Linked DNA regions of Homo sapiens: region 2 is linked to region 1. The links are chromatin contacts, found by Hi-C in ENCODE. All regions are on one chromosome and are shown on one strand. Each heading gives the region's core, a stretch centred on a gene start or an enhancer-like site at or near the end of the contact. The rest is flanking DNA. Distances are from core to core; before and after follow the strand shown.

What was found. Hi-C counts contacts between places; a loop is a spot of excess contacts on that map. Pooled maps may share reads with other maps.
Region 2: a map with no recorded cell type shows a loop between it and region 1 (7-fold over the local background). The contact joins the promoter of ZNF443 here to the promoter of JUNB in region 1. A Hi-C loop is called at or near these places in 2 of 37 single-sample maps with no recorded cell type and 6 of 50 pooled maps.

Annotation. Positions count from the first base shown.
Region 1 is chr19:12,786,974-12,793,619 of GRCh38, forward strand. It overlaps JUNB (JunB proto-oncogene, AP-1 transcription factor subunit), which reads left to right and starts at 4,513. Exons shown (of 1, transcript NM_002229.3): 1 at 4,513-6,342. The coding sequence starts at 4,799. The coding sequence ends at 5,842. It overlaps MIR5684 (microRNA 5684), which reads left to right and starts at 155; the gene lies at 155-219. It also overlaps a transcript of HOOK2 not described here. RefSeq lists enhancers at 1,602-2,171, 3,076-3,575, 3,876-4,487, 6,362-6,481, 6,376-6,646 and 1 more, silencers at 2,622-3,391, 4,252-4,831, 5,202-5,311 and cis regulatory regions at 2,858-3,378, 4,218-4,772.
Region 2 is chr19:12,436,838-12,443,483 of GRCh38, forward strand. ZNF443 (zinc finger protein 443) reads right to left here and starts at 4,184. Exons shown (of 4, transcript NM_005815.5): 1 at 4,075-4,184. The coding sequence starts at 4,077. RefSeq lists a silencer at 3,863-3,952 and an enhancer at 4,363-4,632.

The sequences.
Region 1 (6,646 bases), core at 3,263-5,762:
CCTAGGCAACAGAATGAGACCCTGTCTCAATAAAATATAAAAAAATAAAACTTAGCAGTTGTGGTGTGCTTGTAGTCCCAGTTACTCTGGAGGCTGAGGCAGGAGGATCGCTTTTACCCAGGAGTTCAGGGCTGCAGCGAGCTATGATTGTGTAGCTGAACTCTAGCCTGAGCAACAGAGTGAGATGGTCTTGTTTTGTTGCCCAGGCTGGAGTCCAGTGTCAAGATCATGGCTCATGTGATCCTCCTGCCTCAGCCTTCGGAGTAGCTGGAACTACAGGCACACCCTCCTGACCTCAGCTAATTTTTAAATTTTTTTGTAGAGATGGGGGTCTTGCTGTGTTCCCCAGGCTGGTCTCAAAAATTTCTGGGCTAGGGCTGGGCGAGGTAGATCATGCCTGTAATCCCAGCACTTTGGGAGGCTGAGGCGGGCAGATAACTTCAGGTCAGGAGTTCGAGACCGGCTTGGCCAACATGGTGAAACCCCATCTCTACTAAAAATACAAAAAATTAGCCTGGCGTGGTGGCATGCGCCTGTAATCCCAACTATTCGGGAGGCTGAGGCAGAAGAATAGCTTGAACCTGGGAGGTGGAGGTTGTAGTGAGCTGATATTGTGCCACTGCACTCCACCCTGGGCGACAGAGTGATATTTTGTCTCAAAAAAACAAAACAAAACAAACAATAAAAAAAAACTCCTGGGCTCAAGTGATCCTCCCCCTCGGCCTCCCAAAGTGCTGAGATTATAGACGTGAGCCACTGTGTTTGGCCAAAGTGAGGTTCTCTTTAAAAAAACAAAAAAAGGGCCGGGCATGGTGGCCCACGCCTGTAATCTCAGTACTTTGGGAGACTCAGGCGGGCTGATCACAAGGTCAGGAGTTCGAGACCAGCCTGACCAATATGGTGAAACCCCGTCTGTACTAAAAATACAAAAATTAGCTGGGCATGGTGGCATGCGCCTGTAATCCCAGCTACTCAGGAGGCTGAGGCAGGAGAATCGCTTGAACCCAGGAGGCGGAGGTTGCAGTGAGCCAACATCATGCCATTGCACTCCAGCCTGGGCGACAGAGCAAGACTCCATCTCAAAAAACAAACAAACAAACAAACAAACAAAACACCAAAAAAAGAGGCCCTTCATGAGACGGCCTGCAGCTGGTACTGCATACATGCTTCTCTGGTTGTCATTATTCACAACACAGTGGCTAATGCTCTGAAGCCAGACAGCTTGGATTATATCTCAACTCTAGTGCTTCTAGCTGTTGGACACCAGACAAGTTCCTTAATCTCCTGTGGCTCAGTTTCTCATCTGTTACATGGGGATACAAATAACATGCATTTTGCTGGATTGTTGGAAGCAGTCGATGACTTATTTTATGTTAACCACTTAGAAGAGTGCCTAGCCCACAGTAAGAGCCATGTAAGTGTTGGCTATTAAAATAATAATTATTATTTCTCAGCCTATCTATCTTAAGTGTTTCTGAGTCTCACTGTCTGCGTGACACTAACCTTGAACCCATTTGTCTCTCTGGGCATCTCTCCCTGCCCTGCGCCCCTGCCCCCATACACCCACTGTTCCTTGCCCTCCTCCTGGGATGGACTCTGTCTGGGATGGCCTCACCTCTCTCTAGGACTCCCTCTGGCATGGCCAGCCTCAGCCCTGGCCAGGGCTGAATTACTGTGGCCTCCTGGCTTTTGGGACCTGCAAGTTAGCTTCCCAAGGTGCTGCCCTCTGGCCTGCCCTGCCCTGCCCAACCCCCCAACGCTGCCCGCTGCGCCCCCGCGGGGCCCAGCCAGATGTCAGCTGCAGTTATTAGCCTGGGCGGGAGACACAGGCCTGGCAGTGTGCCTGCCAGACTCACAGGCCTCCGGAATCTCCCTTGAGCCTGGGGAGGGGGAGGGGAGCCATTCAAGCAAGGGGAAGAAGGGAGGGGGCATTTAGGGGTCACAGGGACCCTCCAAGGACGGGACGCCCCCAGCTTCTGCTGGGACCTTCCTCCAGCAAGGCCACTGCACTGCTGGACTTCCCCCTGCCCCCACATAGCTCAGTTTCTTTTTCGCCTCTTTCGTTTTCCTTCTCTTTCCCACACTTGGTGAGATCTAGGCTGCCCCGGAATGGCTGTTTAACCCCTATCCCTTAGCCTCTTTCTACCCTAAAGAAGAGAGAGGCTCTCTTCATCCTCCAGAAGACAGAGGCCTGGGAAGCTGAGAGAGAGAGAGAGAGACAAAGAGAGAGAGAGAGAGACAGAGACAGAGACAGAGACACTAGGCTTCTCACCTCTTGGTCTAGTGGGTTCACACACTAACTGCTCGGAAGTCCCACCTTAAGTCTAACTGGAAGCCTGACCGTCTGCACCTCGCCGCAGCCCTTCCCGGGAAGGGGCTCTGGGTTCCCTCATATTCTCCCCTTAGATTTTCAGGTCTTCTCTGACTCGGGGAGGGAAGCTCTCAGATGACAGAGCTACTCTAGGGAAGGAGGGGGGCTCCCTCTAGGTATTCTGGATGATAGTAGGATGGGACCTGCAGACTAAAACGAGAGTGGGGCCCCTGACTCACATGAGTGAGTGGGGGGTGTTGGGGACGGAGCTCCAGATCTCCTGGCAGAAGGGAAGGGCACCCCACCCGAGGGAGGAGGCAGCCGCCGTTCCAGCCCGCCCAGGCGCCGGGGGCGCCTCGAGGCATCGGCCCGCCCTCTCCGCGCCCCGTCGGGCCGGGGGCGAAGTCCGACCCAGGCCCGCGGGCAGGCGGGGACCTGCCGGGCTGGGTTGGGCCAGGCCGGGCCTGGCAGGACGCAGCCCCAAAGCGGCGGGGTGGGGCGGGGCCGGGCCAGGCGGCCGTGGGGGCCCCGGGGGCGGCGGTCGGGGCTGGTCGGGACTAGCAGTCTGGGGGCCCAGGCGCGCCCTGGGACCTGGCAGATAGTCGGGTTCCCCGCTTCTGGCTCGGGGCCCCAGGACAGCGCTGGTCCCACCTCTTCCTGTGCCCTAATATGGGCGGCGGGGAGAGACTTCGGGGGCCGGCCCGCGCTCAGTCCTGCCCGCGGACTCCCGCCTGTTGCCATGGCGACCAGGCCCCGCTCCTCGGCTGCGTCCCCCGCCGTCGGGCCAATGGAACACTCCCCAAGCCGCCTGCCTCCGCGGTCCCCTGCAGGCACCGCGGGCGGAACCATTGCTTGAGGGGAGAGGATGGTGGCTGGAGGCTGCCGCGGCTGGGCGGGCTCCAAGCACCCGGGCCTCCGCGGGGGCTCGCACGCCCAGGTTCCTCTTCCGAGGCGCAGGATGCGGCGGGACCCAGGGCGGGGCGCACGGTCCCGTAGGATCCGAGTGACGGAGACAGGGCCGGGCTCCTTCCCCCGGGGCTGTTGCCACACTTCCTGCCTCTGCGCTCTTTCCCCAGCCTGTTTCTAAGGAAGGGAGTGGGGTTGGGCGACCGCGCCCCAGCCGTCGGGCTGGGTCCAGGCTCTAGGAGCCGACACGGTGTTGGGCAAAGCCCAGGGTCAATAGGGGAGGGTTTTAGGATGGGGGACAGAGAATACAGATGACTAAGAGGTTACCATCGAGGGGGAGCAGCAGTCGTGGAAGATCCAGCAGTCCTGGTGCGCGGGACCCTCAAGGCCCCCTCCTCACATGTCAACTGAGTACCCTCTTATTGTCTTCTCTGCTCCGAAGATGTGTCCGGCCCCTTCTAACTCTCTCCTTCATCCGGGCTAGCAGATGACCCCAGTGGTCCCCAATTTCTGGCAGACATGTCTCCATCTTCTACCTGGCATATTTTACCTGCCTCAGTGTACCCCAGGCCGCTTACTAGCTTTCTGCATATCTAGACTTCCCCTAATGCCTCCTTCCCGCTTACGGGAGAGCCTCAGACTCTGGACTCAGCTCCCATGAGCTCCTGGACCCCTACTCATTTCTTGCAATTTAATGGGTCATGCAGCTCCACCCACTCACCCCTTTTGATCTCTCCCCTCCTCCGTCCTGTGAAAATTCCAGTCCCGCATCCTTCTGAGCCCGGGACCCCCAGTCAATTCCTGGGTCAGGTGTCTCCTTAACCCTCCCGATTTACAGTGCTTAACCCTCATTTCTGCTTTTTGGGGTCTCCCAATGGATTGTCAGTCCTCCTACCCCTCTCGTATTCTGGGTACCTCAGGGGTTTCTTCGCACATACTGGGACCCTCACCCCACTTGCTGCGTACCAGGTCCTGGTATTTGTCCCAGTGGACTCCAGGGAAATCATCCTCCTCCCTGAAACCCCTCACTCATGTGCCTGGGCCCCCCAGCACCTCCTTCCATGCGTACCCCGAGGTCCTTTGAGCCCCTCCCCCTGCAGCCCCGCCGAGCCACCCGGCCCGTGGCCGCTGTTTACAAGGACACGCGCTTCCTGACAGTGACGCGAGCCGCCTCCTCCCCTTCCCCACGCTCGAGGAGGGGGGCGCGGGGGCCCGGCTCCGGCGACGGCCAATCGGAGCGCACTTCCGTGGCTGACTAGCGCGGTATAAAGGCGTGTGGCTCAGGCTGAGCGGCTGGGACCTTGAGAGCGGCCAGGCCAGCCTCGGAGCCAGCAGGGAGCTGGGAGCTGGGGGAAACGACGCCAGGAAAGCTATCGCGCCAGAGAGGGCGACGGGGGCTCGGGAAGCCTGACAGGGCTTTTGCGCACAGCTGCCGGCTGGCTGCTACCCGCCCGCGCCAGCCCCCGAGAACGCGCGACCAGGCACCCAGTCCGGTCACCGCAGCGGAGAGCTCGCCGCTCGCTGCAGCGAGGCCCGGAGCGGCCCCGCAGGGACCCTCCCCAGACCGCCTGGGCCGCCCGGATGTGCACTAAAATGGAACAGCCCTTCTACCACGACGACTCATACACAGCTACGGGATACGGCCGGGCCCCTGGTGGCCTCTCTCTACACGACTACAAACTCCTGAAACCGAGCCTGGCGGTCAACCTGGCCGACCCCTACCGGAGTCTCAAAGCGCCTGGGGCTCGCGGACCCGGCCCAGAGGGCGGCGGTGGCGGCAGCTACTTTTCTGGTCAGGGCTCGGACACCGGCGCGTCTCTCAAGCTCGCCTCTTCGGAGCTGGAACGCCTGATTGTCCCCAACAGCAACGGCGTGATCACGACGACGCCTACACCCCCGGGACAGTACTTTTACCCCCGCGGGGGTGGCAGCGGTGGAGGTGCAGGGGGCGCAGGGGGCGGCGTCACCGAGGAGCAGGAGGGCTTCGCCGACGGCTTTGTCAAAGCCCTGGACGATCTGCACAAGATGAACCACGTGACACCCCCCAACGTGTCCCTGGGCGCTACCGGGGGGCCCCCGGCTGGGCCCGGGGGCGTCTACGCCGGCCCGGAGCCACCTCCCGTTTACACCAACCTCAGCAGCTACTCCCCAGCCTCTGCGTCCTCGGGAGGCGCCGGGGCTGCCGTCGGGACCGGGAGCTCGTACCCGACGACCACCATCAGCTACCTCCCACACGCGCCGCCCTTCGCCGGTGGCCACCCGGCGCAGCTGGGCTTGGGCCGCGGCGCCTCCACCTTCAAGGAGGAACCGCAGACCGTGCCGGAGGCGCGCAGCCGGGACGCCACGCCGCCGGTGTCCCCCATCAACATGGAAGACCAAGAGCGCATCAAAGTGGAGCGCAAGCGGCTGCGGAACCGGCTGGCGGCCACCAAGTGCCGGAAGCGGAAGCTGGAGCGCATCGCGCGCCTGGAGGACAAGGTGAAGACGCTCAAGGCCGAGAACGCGGGGCTGTCGAGTACCGCCGGCCTCCTCCGGGAGCAGGTGGCCCAGCTCAAACAGAAGGTCATGACCCACGTCAGCAACGGCTGTCAGCTGCTGCTTGGGGTCAAGGGACACGCCTTCTGAACGTCCCCTGCCCCTTTACGGACACCCCCTCGCTTGGACGGCTGGGCACACGCCTCCCACTGGGGTCCAGGGAGCAGGCGGTGGGCACCCACCCTGGGACCTAGGGGCGCCGCAAACCACACTGGACTCCGGCCCTCCTACCCTGCGCCCAGTCCTTCCACCTCGACGTTTACAAGCCCCCCCTTCCACTTTTTTTTGTATGTTTTTTTTCTGCTGGAAACAGACTCGATTCATATTGAATATAATATATTTGTGTATTTAACAGGGAGGGGAAGAGGGGGCGATCGCGGCGGAGCTGGCCCCGCCGCCTGGTACTCAAGCCCGCGGGGACATTGGGAAGGGGACCCCCGCCCCCTGCCCTCCCCTCTCTGCACCGTACTGTGGAAAAGAAACACGCACTTAGTCTCTAAAGAGTTTATTTTAAGACGTGTTTGTGTTTGTGTGTGTTTGTTCTTTTTATTGAATCTATTTAAGTAAAAAAAAAATTGGTTCTTTATTAATTTCTGTTGTCTTTTTTTCCAAGCTGGGAGGGCGGGGGGAAAAAAAAAAGCACTGGTTTGCCCCCAGCTCAGTGCTGTTGGTGGCTCGGTCCTGTATGTGTCCCCCTCGTCGGTTCGGCGCAGGCATCTTGTGGTCCCAGCCCAGGAGTCCCACCCTTCCCGCGTCCCCAGATCTCCAGGGTTGGATGGTTGGGGCGCGGGACGCGGTCCAGGGACCCAGGAGCTGAAGGCAGGGTGCTCCGGCCGAGACTTGGAGTGCGCAGGCGCGTCCCCGCCCAGCCGCGCGCGCCGGGGCTTTCCCCGC
Region 2 (6,646 bases), core at 2,934-5,433, 350 kb before region 1:
ACAAAAATTATTTCCTTTTCTTATTCCTATTGGATATCATAAAGGTTTGTTCAAAAAATAATAACAATGTATTGGGTGGTTATAGTTTATAATAGGGCAAATGGATGACGGTGATGTTAAATTGGGCAGGAGGGAGGAATGCTGAACACTGGGTTATATGAGCATTACCCTAAAAGCCAGTACAGTGTTACTTAAAACTGAAGGTCCATTTGTTGTGAATGGTTTACTCCAAATGCTAGGGAATTCAATAATAAAATGTTAAGAAACAACAGCCTGTCACAGTGGCTCAGCCCTGTAATGCCAACACTTTGAGATGCAAGACAGGAGGATTGCTTAAGATCAAGACTTTGAGCCCACACTCAGCAACACAATGAGACTGTCTCTACGAAACGTGTAAAAAATTAAATAAATAAAAAAAAAATTAGCCAGGTGTGGTGGCCTGCACCTGTAGTCCCAGCTACTCAGGAAAGCAAGTAGGGAGGATCTCCTGAGCCCAGGAGTTGGAGGTTATAGTTAACTATGATTGCTCCACTGCACTCTAGCCTAGGTGATAGAGCAAGAACCTGTCTCAAAAAAAAAAAAGAAACAAAGAAACAAAGAAACAAGTAGACTTACTATACTATTAGAAGAAAACACAATCATATAGACACCTCAGTTAAAATAAAAGGAGACAGAAAAAGAAAGGAAGTTGAAAAAAACCGACAAGTATAACAAATATAAAACAATTATATATGTACACATGAATCCAAGTATATCAATAACCACTTTAAATGTGTATTATATGAATATACCAATAAAAGAAGACAAGGACTGACAGAGTAGAATAAAAAAAACAAGACCTACCAATGTGTGCAAGAAAACTATTTTTTTTATTCTCTCAAGAAAACTATTTTAAGTAGAAAGACACAGGTACATTAAATATAAAGGTATGAAAAAATATACTCCATTCTAGCCCTAATCAAAAGCCATATGGGGATGGGCATGATGCTCATGCCTGTAATCCCAGCACTTTAGGAGGCCAAAGCTGGTGGATTGCCCGAGGTCAGGAGTTCAAGACCAGCCTGGCCAATATGGTGAAACCCCGTCTCTATTAAAAATACAAAAAAAAAAAAAATTAGCCAGGCATGGTAGCACGCACCCGTAGTCCCAGCTACTCAGGAGGCTGAGGCAAGAGAATCGCTTGAACGCAGGAGGCGGAGGTTGCAGTGAGCTGAGATCGTGCCACTGCACTCCAGCCTGGACAACAGAGATGCTGTCTCAAAAAAAAAAAAAAAAAATTGGTCTTAGCTGGAGGTGGGGGCATTGGCCTCAGGCCTCTCTGCCATAGTCAAAGCTACTCTCTTACCCTTCTATGCTTTACATGGATATTTAAAAACAAAATACTCATGTTTGATGAATCCAGGAAAATCACTCAAATTCAGTGTCTATGTCTACGGGTGGGAAGGAAATTGTAAGGCACTGACATTTTATAGCTCAACAGGAAAAGCCCAAATACCTATCCCTTCCAGACAATGAATGTCATTTAATTACTATTTCCATGATAGTAAGTGATATAGTAAAAAATAATTATATTTTACTTCTTTAGCTGTTGGAAAGTCCTGTCCCACAGAATTTAGCATTCATCTGTCAGATATAACAGGAACAGAACAGATTTCTCCATTGTCCCAAAATCTCCACCCTTTTAAAAAGGAGAAGAACTGAACTTTTGTTAAATCTTTTTAATTCAATGTACCTATTACACTTTCTTGTAAAAATGTATTCCTTTTTTGCAGCCATAATGGAAGAGGGTTTTTCCCTTGGTAGTAGTTATACTACTAAGTCCTGAAATTCCATCTGAAATCATCCGAAAAACAAACACACCTGAGAAACGTACTACACAAGCTCTGGGGCAAAAAAAATAAATAAAGGCTTTTAAAAAATGGAATAGAAGATTACATATACCATTTATATTCTGAAGTCCAACTCTTTCTAGTATTACTTATAAAATTTATTTTCTGAAGTCCGACTCTTTCCAACTTTGGGTATACTTTGTCTTCAAAGTATAAAATAACAATCTCTAATCATAGGATGTATTTCACGGTTAATCAAAAATTTAGGCTGAAAAGAGTAAACATATCTTTTCAAGCTAACAAACTCAGGAATCAGCAGTGCTGACTGGAACACAGAAAAGTCTAATGCAACAATCAGTGCAGGTCATCCTATCACCTGGGACATCCCTTAACCCTATTCTGTTCGCCACCCTCCTAGGAGACACTCACCACCCTCCTAGGAGACACTGCCTTGTGTGCTTTTCAGGATCTTGCACTACCTCAAAGGGCAGGTTCTCCAGTCCTTAGATATAACTTTCTACCTTTTAAGTCTGAGAGAGTCCAGAAGGCAAAAATCATTTCCGTTTTTTTTCCTATGGAATATGACCATGAAATTGGCTGTTCAGTCATGTGTCTCCAAGGAATGGAAACTAGGGTTGGGAAGAAAAGGTGAGTGTCCCAGGAGTTAGCTTTTTACAGGAATTATATACCAGAAGATTCCTCCCATCCCAGTGGATCCAGTTGCTCCCCAGGGGGCCACACCTTCCATCTCAGGCTGTCCCCTGGGAGGAGTGACCCAGGGGATGATATTCACTAGACCCTCCAAGAGACTTGGCAGCTGTGGACATCCATTTTTTTTGAGACAGGGTCGGCCTCTGTTGCCTAGGCTGGGATGCAGAGGCACGATCATAGCTCACTGCAACTTCAAACTCCTGGGCTCCAGCCATCATCCCACCTCAGCCTCAGGAGTAGCTGCGACTACAGGTGCCAGCTACCAAGCCCAGCTAATTTTATTATTATCATTTACACTAGAGACAAAGTCTTGCCATGTTGCCCAGGCTGGTCTGGAACTACTGGGATCAAGCAATACCTCTGCCTTAGCCTCCCAAGGTGCTGGAATTACAGGAATGACCCACCGTGTTCAGGAACCCAAAACAATTCTTTCAAGAAAAAGCCATACATTGCTAGCTGAAAACAAGATGACAAACTAGTGAAATATCGCCTGGGGCCAAACAGTTCATACTGTTGCTGTGAATTAAGGACAGAAGGTTAGCCTGGGGAAGTCTCTGGAAACCAAGAGATTTGCTGCCAGCCCTAGGAAGAGTCAGGATGAGAGAACACAGTGGTGGATTTGAGACCCTGCTGCCCACGTCTTTGGAAGACTCAGAGGGGAAACGGTCGCCCTTGGAAAGGAAGAAAGGACTGAGGACCACGGAAACCACAGCTCCTCCCACACACAAACCCCACACACGAGTCTGGATTCCACCTGGTGACTCGTCGTCACCGTGCAGCCTCCTCACCGGGTTCACAGGAACTGCGAGCCAGGCTGGAGGCGAGATTGCAGTTAGATATTAAACAGGTGCCCTCAGCCCCGCTGCCTCAAGGGGCCGCCTCCCTGAGAGTCAGGTCACAGCAGACGCTGACCGCCGGCTTCCCCATTGTGCCTGGGGATAAGATCTCCGAGTGCTGCTCAAGAGTCGCCGGAGTTCTCAGATCCTGAATCCCAGCAGAAAGGCTGGCGCCAACCAGGTTGAAGACCCCACGAGGGAGCCCTCTCAGCAGAATGCGGTTTCTTCACCTCCTGTCCCAGGATTCACCCCTCACTTCCCCACCAACCAAGGACGCTACACCCAGCCGCCCCCGTCCAGACCCCAAATCCCTCAGGGAGGCGGATCTGGGGTGTCCTCCCCTCTCCTCCTGTTAAACCGTTTCTGCTGCAGCCCTCGGCGTCTCGGTGCAGTGAGTCGGGCCGCGAACCTGTGTTGGTTACAGCCGCACAATCTGGGGAGACCCGGGGCTGCGGGCTCGGAGCTGCCCAGAGAGGGCGCCGGGGCCGCAGTCGCCGCGCAGGAACGGGACAGGACGCCCGGGGTCCCGGCTGCATGCCCAGCCCCACCCTGCGGCCGAGGGCCGACCTACGCCAGGGGGACCCGGGTCCGTAGATCCCGAAGTCGCCCTTGGGGAGGCCCGGGTCCAGCCACAGCCGATTACGGCCGGTTCCACCTAACCCCTCCCCCGCCTCGGGACGCCGGCCCAGCACACGCACCATTTCCCGACTTCCGCGGTGTCCCAGGTCCTACCGACAGCTCCCGCTGCCAATGCGTGTTCCAGCCAGACAAAGGCTGCCTCAGAACTTCCAGGTCGTCTCTCAGCTACAGAACCCAGAGCCGAGCGCAGGTGGGTGGAGCAGACGCCGCGGGCTTTTTCAACCACACACACTTCTCTGGGCAGTGCCTGATTGACAGTTCCCACGAACCCGCCCCACGCCCCTGATTGGATAGGGCGTCAGGTCCCGCCCCCTGAGGGCTGATTGACAGAAGAAGCGATCTTGCACAGCTGAGTGGAGCCGGATGAGCAAGTTCCTGACACAGCCCTTGGCAGGGGGGGCTTCCTCCCTGCTCTTTGATCTGAATCCTCCCGGGTTATATTTGCACTTAAGCGGAATTTCCTGCCCGTACTCAATAGGACCTCCTGCTTCTTCCTCCTGGACACGGACTGACAAACTAATTATATCTTTTTTTTTTTTTTTCCTCGAGAGGGAGTCTTGCTCTGTCGCCCAGGCTAGAGTGCAATGGTGCGAGGCTCACTGCAACCTTCGCCTCCTGGGTGGGTTCAAGCAATTCTCCTGCCTCAGCCTCCCGAGTAGCTAGGATTACAGGCACGCGCCACCACCCGGCTAATTTTTGTATTTTTCAGTAGAGGCTGGGTTTCACCATGTTGGCCAGGCTGGTCTCAAACTCGTGACCTCGTGATCCGCCTACCTTGGCCTCCCAAAGTTCTGGGATTAGAGGCGTGAGCAACTGCGCCTGGCTCCAATTATGCTCTTTTTCAATGAAATTTTTCAAGATTTTTCAATGTACAATTAAATTATTTTTTACTATAGTCACTCTGTTGTGCTAGCAAATACTAGGTCTTATTCATTCTTTGTAACTATTTTTTATACCTATTAACCATCCCCACTTCCCCCATAACTACTCCTCGCTACTACTTTTCGCAGCCTCTGGTAACCATCCTTCTACACATTTTTGGTTGTTTGAGATGGGGTCTTGCTCTGTTACCTAGGCTGGAGTGCAGTGGGGCCATCATGGCTCACTGCAACCTCTACCTCCTAAGCTCAAGCAATCCTCCCACCTCAGCCTCTCAAGTAGCTTCAGATTGTTCACTGTTGGCATATAAAAATGTTATTGATTTTTGTGTGTTGATATTGTATACTGCAACTTTACTGAATTTATTTCTCAGTTCTAATACTTTTTTGGTGGAGTCTTTAGGTATTTCCAGATATAAGATCATATTATATGCAAACAAGGATAATTTGACTTCTTCCTTCCCAATATGGATGCCCTTTATTTCTTTTTTTTTCTTTTTTTTTTTTTTGTCTTATTGCTCTAGCTGGGACTTCAAGTACTGTGTTGAACAACAGTGGTAAAAGTGGGCATTCTTATTGTGTTCCAGATCTTACAGGAAGGGCTTTCAGTTTTTCCCCATTCATTATCATGCTAGCTGTGGGTCTGCCATATATAGCTTTTATTATGTTAAGGTATGCTCCTTCTTTACCCACTTTTTTTTAGGGTTTTTATCATGAAGGGATGTTAAATATTATCAAAAGCTTTTTCAGTGCACATTGAAATGATTATATGGTGTTTGCCCTTTATTCTGTTGAAATGATACATCACATTGATTGATTTGCATATATTGAACCATCCTTGCATCCCAGGGATAAAGCCCACTTGGTCATGATGAATGATCTTTTTGGTGTATTGTTAAATTCAGTTTGCTAGTATTGAGTTGAGGATTTTTGCATCAATATTCATCAGTGACACTGGCCTATAGTTTTCTTTTTCTGACATGTCTTTGTCTGGTTTTGGTGTCAAAGTAATATTGGCTTTGTAAAATAAATTTGGAAGTATTGCCTTCTCCTCTGTTTTTTGGAATAGTTTGAGTAAGATTGGTATTAGTTCTTTTTTAAATGTTGGTAGAATTCAGCAGTGGAGCCACTGGGTTCTGGGGTTTTCTTTGCTAGGAGACTTTTTATTATGGCTTTGATCTCATTATTTGTTATTGGTCTGTTCAGGTTTTTTATTTCTTCATGGTTCAATGTTGCTATGTTCTATCTGCCTAGGAATTTATCAGTTTCTTCTAGGTTTTCCAGTTTATTGGCATATAGTTGTTCTTAGTTGCATTAATGATCCTTTGAATTTCTGCAGTATCAACTGTAATGTCTCCTTTTTCACCTCTAATTGTATTTATTTGGGCCTGGTTTTTTCTTAGTCTACCTCAAGGTTTGTCAATTTTGTTTGTCTTTTCAAAAAACCAACTTTTTGTTTCATTGTTCTTTTCTATTGTTTCTTCATTTCAAATTCATTTATTTCTACTGATTTTTATTATTTCTTTTCTTCTACTGATTTTGGGTTTGGTTTGCTCTTGCTTTTCTAATTCTTTAAGATGCATTCTTAGGTTGTTTATTTGAAGGTTTTCTTCTTCTTCTTTTTTTTTTTTTGAGATGAGTTTCACTTCACTCTTGCAGCCTAGGCTGGAGTGCAATGGCGCAATCTCAGCTCACTGCCACCTCTGCCTTCTGGGTTCAAGCAGTTCTCCTGCCTCAGCCTCCCAAGTAGCTG